Linked DNA regions of Homo sapiens: region 2 is linked to region 1. The links are chromatin contacts, found by Hi-C or POLR2A ChIA-PET in ENCODE. All regions are on one chromosome and are shown on one strand. Each heading gives the region's core, a stretch centred on a gene start or an enhancer-like site at or near the end of the contact. The rest is flanking DNA. Distances are from core to core; before and after follow the strand shown. Region 1 overlaps GNG12 (G protein subunit gamma 12). Region 2 overlaps WLS (Wnt ligand secretion mediator).

Evidence for each region. A loop is a pair of places that touch in the nucleus more often than their neighbours do. ChIA-PET counts read pairs that join two places held with the same protein, here RNA polymerase II (POLR2A). Pooled maps may share reads with other maps.
Region 2: a loop to region 1 is called in a map of endothelial cell of umbilical vein, with 2.2 times the contacts of the local background. The contact joins two enhancer-like sites. A Hi-C loop is called at or near these places in 1 of 168 maps with a recorded cell type or tissue (endothelial cell of umbilical vein), 1 of 37 single-sample maps with no recorded cell type and 1 of 50 pooled maps. POLR2A ChIA-PET finds 5 or more read pairs at or near these places in 1 of 52 experiments (OCI-LY7).

Annotation. Positions count from the first base shown.
Region 1 is chr1:67,723,342-67,727,420 of GRCh38, forward strand. The region is part of intron 2 of GNG12 (G protein subunit gamma 12); the gene reads right to left. Among named protein-coding and RNA genes, the nearest start is that of GADD45A, 40 kb to the left of the region's middle. Within about 2 kb of position 1,755, at least 11 of the 41 ENCODE cell types and tissues checked have a DNase peak (open chromatin) inside an H3K27ac peak, as active enhancers do; they include endothelial cell of umbilical vein, where a contact is called at or near this core.
Region 2 is chr1:68,171,844-68,176,211 of GRCh38, forward strand. All of the region lies in intron 2 of WLS (Wnt ligand secretion mediator), which reads right to left. The region is part of intron 9 of GNG12-AS1 (GNG12, DIRAS3 and WLS antisense RNA 1); the gene reads left to right. Among named protein-coding and RNA genes, the nearest start is that of MIR1262, 9.6 kb to the right of the region's middle. Within about 2 kb of position 2,393, at least 25 of the 41 ENCODE cell types and tissues checked have a DNase peak (open chromatin) inside an H3K27ac peak, as active enhancers do; they include endothelial cell of umbilical vein, where a contact is called at or near this core.

The DNA of each region.
Region 1 (4,079 bases), core at 505-3,004:
AACATCCTCACAAAAGGTAGGGAAACAGAGGGAGTGTTAGGGAGGAAGGGTAAGTTAATGCTGTATAAATACGTTTAGTTAAAAACATATTATACCAAGAAAACAGAAGAATGTACTTCAAGATGTAGCTATTGCCAGGTTGTATGAATTTTAGGGGATTTTTAGTGTTGTTTTCTATGTACTCTGGTAGTTGTGAGTTTTTCATTTTTTGGAATTAAGAGTTAATATTTATATACCACTTACACTTGCCAAGCATTGTTCTAAGGGCTTTACAGATATTAACTTAATTTTCAAAACAATGCTATGAGGTTATTCCCATTGTTCTTCCTAGTTTAGAATTAAGGGAACTGAGGGAGGCAGCCACTTAGAACACGGCCAAGGTCAGAAAGAAGGTTAATGGAGGAGTCAGCACTCTAATCCTGGCAGCCTGGCTCCTGATTCTATGCTCTTTAACCACATATGATACTTTTATGATTAAGAAAAGAAAAACACCTAGTAATTGTTATTCACAAAACCAGGGGGAGGAGTTATTAGTCACTTTACGGGGTAAAAGGAAGTAGAGGGCAAGAACAGCTCACAGATGACTGGGAGTTACTGGGGACTGCTGAGTAGTTTCCACAGCTTGAAGGGAATGGAGGTCAAATGATAAGGGGCTGAACACAGAACTATTAATTCAGGGACCAGGCAGTGACTACAGAGGAATATTTAGAAAAATTTGGCAGTGTAGTCAAGACAAGGAATTGTATCGAAACTTTCAGGGGCAGGAGGGTTGTTTCAGAGATGGTTGGCACTGGAGCATTTCCAGAAACAGAGGAGGAGAGTTGAGAAACTAGGGAGAGTGAAGATGTGCAAAGAGGGTAACTGAGAGGGCAGAAGGGGATGAGCTCAGGACTGCGCTCAGAAATTGGTCAAAAGAGGAGCTGATAAACCAGAACTGGAGGATACAGTGGTGGAAAAGCAGGAAGGAATGAACTGCTCATACAATACAGGTGAATCTCTCAGATATTATATTGAACAAAAAAGCCAGTTATAGAAGAGCATGCACTGTCAATTCCATTCGTTCATTCGAGACGAAATCTCACTCTGTCGCCAGGCTGGAGTGCAGTGGCGTGATCTTGGCTCACTGCAACCTCCGCTTCCCAGGTTCAAGTGATTCTCCTGCCTCAGCCTCCTGAGTAGCTGGGACTATGGGCATGTGCTTCCAAGCCCGGCTAATTTTTGTATTTTTAGTAGAGATGGGGTTTCACCATGTTCACCAGGCTGGCCTCGAACTCCTGACCTCAGGAGATCCACACACCTTGGCCTCCCAAAGTGCTGGGATTACAGGTGTCAGCCACCGCGCCTGGCCCAATTCTATTCATATAAAGTTCAGGAACAGGCAAAATGCATCTACAGTGATAGAAACTATAAGAGTACAGAGTGGGTGGGGATATGGATGAAGAAAGACTGGCTATGAGTTAGTTGTTAACTGCTGCAGCCAGGTCACTTCAACAATTAAACTGCATGAGGTTCATTCTACTTTTATATATGTTTGAAAATTAAAAAAATTAAAAGTCTATAGTCCTAAACATGTCATAACATATTATATGATAATTAACATTATCAGTTATTTTTATCATTATTTGTCATGAAAGAATGGAAGACACGTTAATTATTATCTACAATTTCCTTCTTTAGATCATGATCTAACAAGTATGTCCAATGTCCACAGCACAAAGGAAGCAGCTGCCTTTTGAGGGAGCATGGACAGGATTAAAAAAGCCACAATCTGGGCCCTCTGCCCATTTCACACAATGCTCAGGCTCTGGGTCACAGACATCCAATTTTTACTTGCCAGGAAGCATCATTCCTTGGAGGTACGCATGAAAAAGGAAAGGCCCAACACTGTGGTGCAGATACTCCTAACTTTGACATGCCAAAAAATGCAAAATAGGATACTTAATTTTTCTTTCTTCCCTCATCTCACCTTCTCCCATAACACGCTAGCAAGGAAACATGCCCTCACCACCTTTTAAACATGTCTGGATTTGAGGAAACATGTCTGTCAAACATGTCTGTACTTTGAAAAAGGTCAAAGTCTGTGGAATTTCTGGGGTGACCAGCAAGGTGAACATTTTGTGTTGGCCCTCATGGTTAAAGTACTTGTTTTGAGACTCACAGTATCTAAATGTTTATATATTTTCAAAGGGGAAAGGACTGATGATACAAGATGTTCCCAAGTCAACTTCTGACAGTTCTAACTCATTCCCTAAATTGATTAGAATTCTCTCTCTCTAAAAGCAAACTTGATAACAGCTTCTTTTTAAAAGTGTTACTTGAGGGAAAACATGGGACAGAAATCAAAGCAAGCCATTTAAAGTCCAAACCCAATCAGCAACATCAATACAATTTACATAACATGGCACCCATACAGTACGTTTATACTTTAGTTCACTGAGTTTTGTATTTCAGAATGTCTCCAGTTCATCTTAAGGAGTGACATAAAATTTCTCAGAAATATTATTTCAAGTTCATTAAAATTTTTCTTTAAATAGGTACAGAACTTTTAACATATGTGGTTGAGTCAAACAAAACATGACGGAGCATCACTTACAACAAATGAAAAGATGACACCAATTTAAATACTCATGTTACTATAAACAACTTGCTTGTTAAGTTTTACTCACTCAAATTTAAGAATATCACAAAATGAGAGCATGAAGTGGAATGGAGTAGGAGGATTCCTGTCTGTAATCCCCCTAAAAGAACTTCCACGGCTAATTTCAGCCTCAGGTTTCTTGGGCCAGACCTATTTGAAATATTCTGCTTCTTTTGGTATATCAGTAACTGACCAGGCCATGGGTCCCAAGCATTGGCTTTTTAAAACTATAGTCAGCAGACTTTTCACAAATATTGACATCTACTTCACCCATGAGAGTCTTTAAGTTGAATCCTCTATCTGATGGTGGGCACCTCATATTATATTGTGCTTTATATCTTCCATATGCAATACACAAAGAATAAGTATGTGCTGATTTATCATGAGTCACATGGATGGTCTTGGCAGGAAGTGACAGCTTTGTCATTCTTTTTCATAATTCAGGAAACACAGGAACAACATATGCCTTGGGTTGGGCACAGAGTGAGAACTCAATAAACACTTCATCCAGTGAAATGATGACACAGAAATCTGTGGCAGTGCTTTAGTTGAGTGATAAGGGCTTGAACCCAATGTGTGAAAGCCAGAATTTATGAAACAAATGAGATGATGTCACATTACAAAAAGATTCCTCCTAAGACTTTCCCAAATGTATTATCTATTGAATGAAAAGGTTAAGTCAGAGAAACTAATTGTTTAGCTTTTTTCTAGTTAAATATCAATTAGGAACTGTAATGCACATCTCTAAATCAAAATATAACATTTCTGCACAACATCTTGTGTGTTCTGAGTATAACTCTACTTAAGTTCCCAAAGTACATTACTAGTGCATGTGTTCTCATCATTCTTGTACTTGTGAAAGGGAGGGTGATATAGACTTTGGTTTTAGGATACCCACTACCTTTGGTTTCAGGCTACCCACTACCTTTGGTTTCAAAAGCCGCTCCTCTTCTGATGTCTGTTCTTGGTGTATTAAGGACAAATACTGGAAATTATACATGTGACCCTGCAAGCTTTGGAAAGAAAGAAGTGCGCCAAGTGCCTCCATTGCTTAAATCTGCCTGTGCAGGTCAATTACTTAAAGTGGAGGGAAATAGGGCTGCGTCCAAGGGTAATTCATCTTATGAGTGGCACTGGGCATAATATACACTTTAAAGCAAATCCTAACAGGTAATACAACAATATTATGCCTTTTATTTACTTACTTATTTAATTGCAAAGTTAATTAAACTTTTCTAGCACTCAATGGGTCCAGGGATTAAACTCCTGGGAGAGATCACAGGAGACCAGTATTTAGTTGTCTGTGACCAAATAAGAGTTTCAGAAAGTTGAAGCAAATTCTATACAAAGTCTGTTCTTGGAATGTTTTCACAAGTGTGTGAGATTCTTTGAAACACTTTTATGCAAAATGTAAGTCAAAATAAATGACATGTGTTTATAT
Region 2 (4,368 bases), core at 1,143-3,642, 450 kb after region 1:
CTATAAAGACACATGCACACGTATGTTTATTGTGGCACTATTCACAATAGCAAAGACTTGGAACCAACTCAAATGCCCAGCAATGATAGACTGGATAAAGAAAATGTGCCACATATACACCATGGAATACTATGCAGCCATAACAAAGGATGAGTTCATGTCCTTTGTAGGGACATGGATGAAGCTGGAAACCATCATTCTCAGCAAACTAACACAGGAACAGAAAACCAAACACCACATGTTCTCACTCATAAGTGGGAGTTGAACAATGAGAACACATGGACACAGGGAGGGGAACATCACACCTGGGCCTGTTGAGGGGTGGGGGGATGGGGGAGGGATAGTATTAGGAGAAATACCTAATGTAGATGACGGGTTGATGGGTACAGCAAACCACCATGGCACATGTATACCTATGTAACAAACCTGCACATTCTGCACATGTATCCCAGAACTTAAAGTATAATTAAAAAAAAAAAATACTCAGAGAAGTTCCAAATGCTGTATATAAATAAATACAAATCTTATATAGAAATAGGATTTGGAACTATATACATGTATATAAACATAAAAATGTATGTTTATATATGTCTATAAAGAGTGAAACAATTAAACTTCTTCTATAAAAAAAAGAGTAGGGATAAAAAGGCATATAAGGCAAAGTCATTGCCCTCAAATTGTTTACAGTAAAGTGGTGAAGGCAGGTATATAAATAAGTATAATTCCATGTAGTTTGTACTGCATTAGAAGTATATATGAAGTATACAGTCAGCACAAAAAGATCAAGAGTTCTGAGTAGAAGGTCAAGAATTGTAGCACAGAAGACACAATCTTCTGGCTCACCCTACTGAGAAGAGGTGATATTTACCAATGAATTGCAGAATAGGAGTTCACTAGGCAGCGAGATAGGAAAAGGCATTACAGGCAGAGGAAGCCCCATGTATAAAAAGTCACATAAGCACAAAATAGCAGGGAAAGCAACTAATTCAATATGGCAGGGAATGTGAGAGGGACTGGAGGGAACAGGGAAGGCTAGAGAACAGGAAGGGTCTAATGACAAAGGGAAGAAGCTTGCCCTGAGTGCTGCAGCATTTTGCTTAGAGGATGTTAAAGCAAAGGAGGAGATTCTGGCAGCTGTGCGGAAGACGGACTGGGATGGGGGGCCAGGTAGACAAAGAGACATCCTAAGGAAACTGAGGCCCACTGCTAACACAGTTCTCAGTGTGCTTAAGACGATTTAACCTTGTGGAAAATACTGCCAGGAGGATATTTTCTAAGGAATTTGTTTACCAAAGAATCTGAACCCAATGATGAACCAATCTTTCGCTAACAAAGCTAGAGAACTCAGAACCATCTAAGTTAGCAAGTGTTAAAACACTGGAAAGCAAATGTGGCAACAGCACTTTCCTATTTGACCATAATCAACATCAATGTGGAAAGAAAACAAACCTGAAAGCAAGTGAGGAAAACACACAGTGGGTTTCTTTGCTTTCTCTCCAGGACACTGTCAGTACACAGAGCATTTAGAATAGCTGATTTGATCGTTGTGAAAATCTACCTGCGTGCCCCTCTCTCTCTCTCTCTCTCTCTGAATGCAATTAGAGAAGACAGCTTCATTCACACTGTGTCTAAAAATAGATGATGGCAGAGTTCACAGACTGACAGCTGCATTGTCATACAGTAACCAGGAAAGGAAAGGGATGGCTAATTTAACTTAACAACTTCCAAAACAAACAGTGCAGAGGGAGTCCAGGATAAAGAAAAAACACACAGGTCAGTTCTTCAAAGAGCTGGCAGAGGGATGGGGTCGCTCCATGGCAGTTTATTAGTCCTCCCAAAATCCTGACGAAACCAGCTAAGTATTTTGCCCAGATCTACCCAGAGTCCTTCAGACAAGAGCTCTGGCAGATGAACCGCTACAGAGATTCAGGCAATATTAGGCAGCAGGGCCAGGACTTTCCCTGCTGACTTCTTCATACATCCCCTGGACACAAGTAAGCTAAGAAGAGTCATGACGTTTTTCTAGGCAAGATAAATAAATGAGTTTTTTCCCCCTTTGCCATATCTAAATTATACTCTGCCTAGCCTGGGGCATTTAAAAAAAAGTTATCCAGGAAATAAACATGCATCATTAAGGGGCAGAAACCAGGTGTCTAAAAGAAGCAAACCATTTCTTTCCCTCCCTTCAGTCCTAAAATGTTTTCTGTTTTCCTCCTCAGTCTGCCTTGCCCAGGGAAGGGATTACGGTTGGGCTTCAAAAGAAACAAGGGAATAATGCCTGTGGACGGGTAGCAGATTCTCTCTGCAGCTCTCCCGCAGCTCCATGTTGGCTCTCAGCGCTGCTGCCAGCCAGCTAAATGTCAGATCACGGCACCCCAACATTCCCTCACTGCATACCTCCATCGCCCTGGTGACTAAGCTGTTTCAACAGCTGTGTTATTGCTGGAGTCAGGCCAGTGTTATTCACACGAAGTATTTGTTTCATACGGCTTATGTGGGGAATTATTGCACTCAGCTTTGGGGTTCTATTTAAAGATAAGGTCCTTCCCTTGATCAATCAGCCAGGACATTCCTCGAGTTGGGCTCCAGGAGACAGTGGGACAATATTCTACTGCCACCCGGGGTTCCAGATAATGGACAGATTCATAATACTATAAAGAAGGTGGATGAAGCATATGTGTGTGTGAGAGAATGGGAAGCATAATGGAAAACCATGACCCTTGGTGGAGCTGCGGAAGAACTCTGCTGCTCCTCCCTCAATAAAAGCCACCCACAACACAAGAGTGTTAAGCTGGACTCCCTTTCTGCTCTTCTTCTCCAGCCATCACCCTCAGCCTTTCCCTTAAAATCATTGCTCTTTCCTTTCGGGTCACGCTAGCACTGTTGCGTTGGTCTCTACATGCATCACTCCACACACCTGCCCCGAATGCCATCTCCTCCCTCAGCCCTTGGCTTCTCCTATCTCATCAAATGGTTTATGACCATTGATGTTCCTATCATGTAGGAAGCAAGTTGGGCCTGTTGGCCTGGTGACCTCCTCCACTACTCCACATCCTCTTCTGAGTGTGAGTAAGATAAGGGCTGTGTTACTAACTGCTGAGTTAATCAACCCAAACTCCCTTATATGGAGGGACAACTGGGAAAAGGAAAAGGCATTACATCCATGAGCTTTATGTCCTGTAGGTGGGACTAATTTCTATTTCTAGCTCATTCTAGGCTGAATCTCCATCAAAGAGGCCTACTGGCCTGTTCTCCCTCCAAAGTTGTTCTCACCAAGAGCAATCGGGCACCATTTTCTGATGCTGAAAAGATCTCAGAAATATGTTTTCTTATAAATGAAGTATTTTTAAAAGAAATAAAACAATGATTCCTAAGAGCTCACATTTTTTACTGCCTACTATGTGTAGACATTTTCACCCATGCAGATGCCAGCCAGATGGAAACCATCACAGGCAATTTCAAAGTGAGGAAACTGAGGCCCATGGCCATGCTACCAATGTGAGAGGGAGGCAAAATGAGAACCCAGGTTTGCCTGACTCAGCAGCTCAAGTACTTTCCCCTTATGTCTCTCAGTCATGGGGTAGGAAAGTTAGGACACCCGCTTCTTGCTCTAAAAAGGCCACTATTTAGCCAAACAATTTGAGTAAGTCACTTTACATAATGTATTATTTCATGAAATACTACAGTTGGATCATAGGCTTACTAAGATCCTTTCTAGTTCTAATATTTCATGAATGTAGAAATCTAAAACACCTCCAGCTGTTGACTGCCTTCTATACTTAAGGCACTGAGGCCAAAACAAAGAGCTATAAAACCATGCCTGTCCTCAGGGCACTTATAATGGAGTTTGAGTGACAAAGGATAACAAGTTGAGTTTGACTAATGGAAGAGTTAAACAATTAACAAATACAAAAATACCAGAGAACCAGACTACAGGGCAGTGCTTGAGAAATAACACCGCATACCAGCATGACTATACAAGGAGAAAAGTAGATTTCAACAATGGTAACACCCCTAACCCGGAAAATACATTTGTGCTGCCAGCAGAAAGAAAAGAAGAGACAGAAAACGCTTGCAGGAAAAGCCAGCTACTAGAAGGGATCCCGTCTGTTTCACAGGAAAGCTTTGTTTCTGACAAGTTTCGTAAAGGAAAAAGTAGGCTAGAACAAGCTTTTTTATTTCCAACCCACCTTTTCTTCGTTCCCATGAATGAGGAGGGGATACAAATGAGAGCAGGCAGCCAGGGACAAAAATAATATGGCTGGTGGTTCCTGACCTCTTGGATTCCTGCCAACAGAGAAGCCTGAGAGGCAACATTTAATTGTGGAAAAACCAGCCTGGCTCTCCTCTTATCTTTTTCCTCTGTGA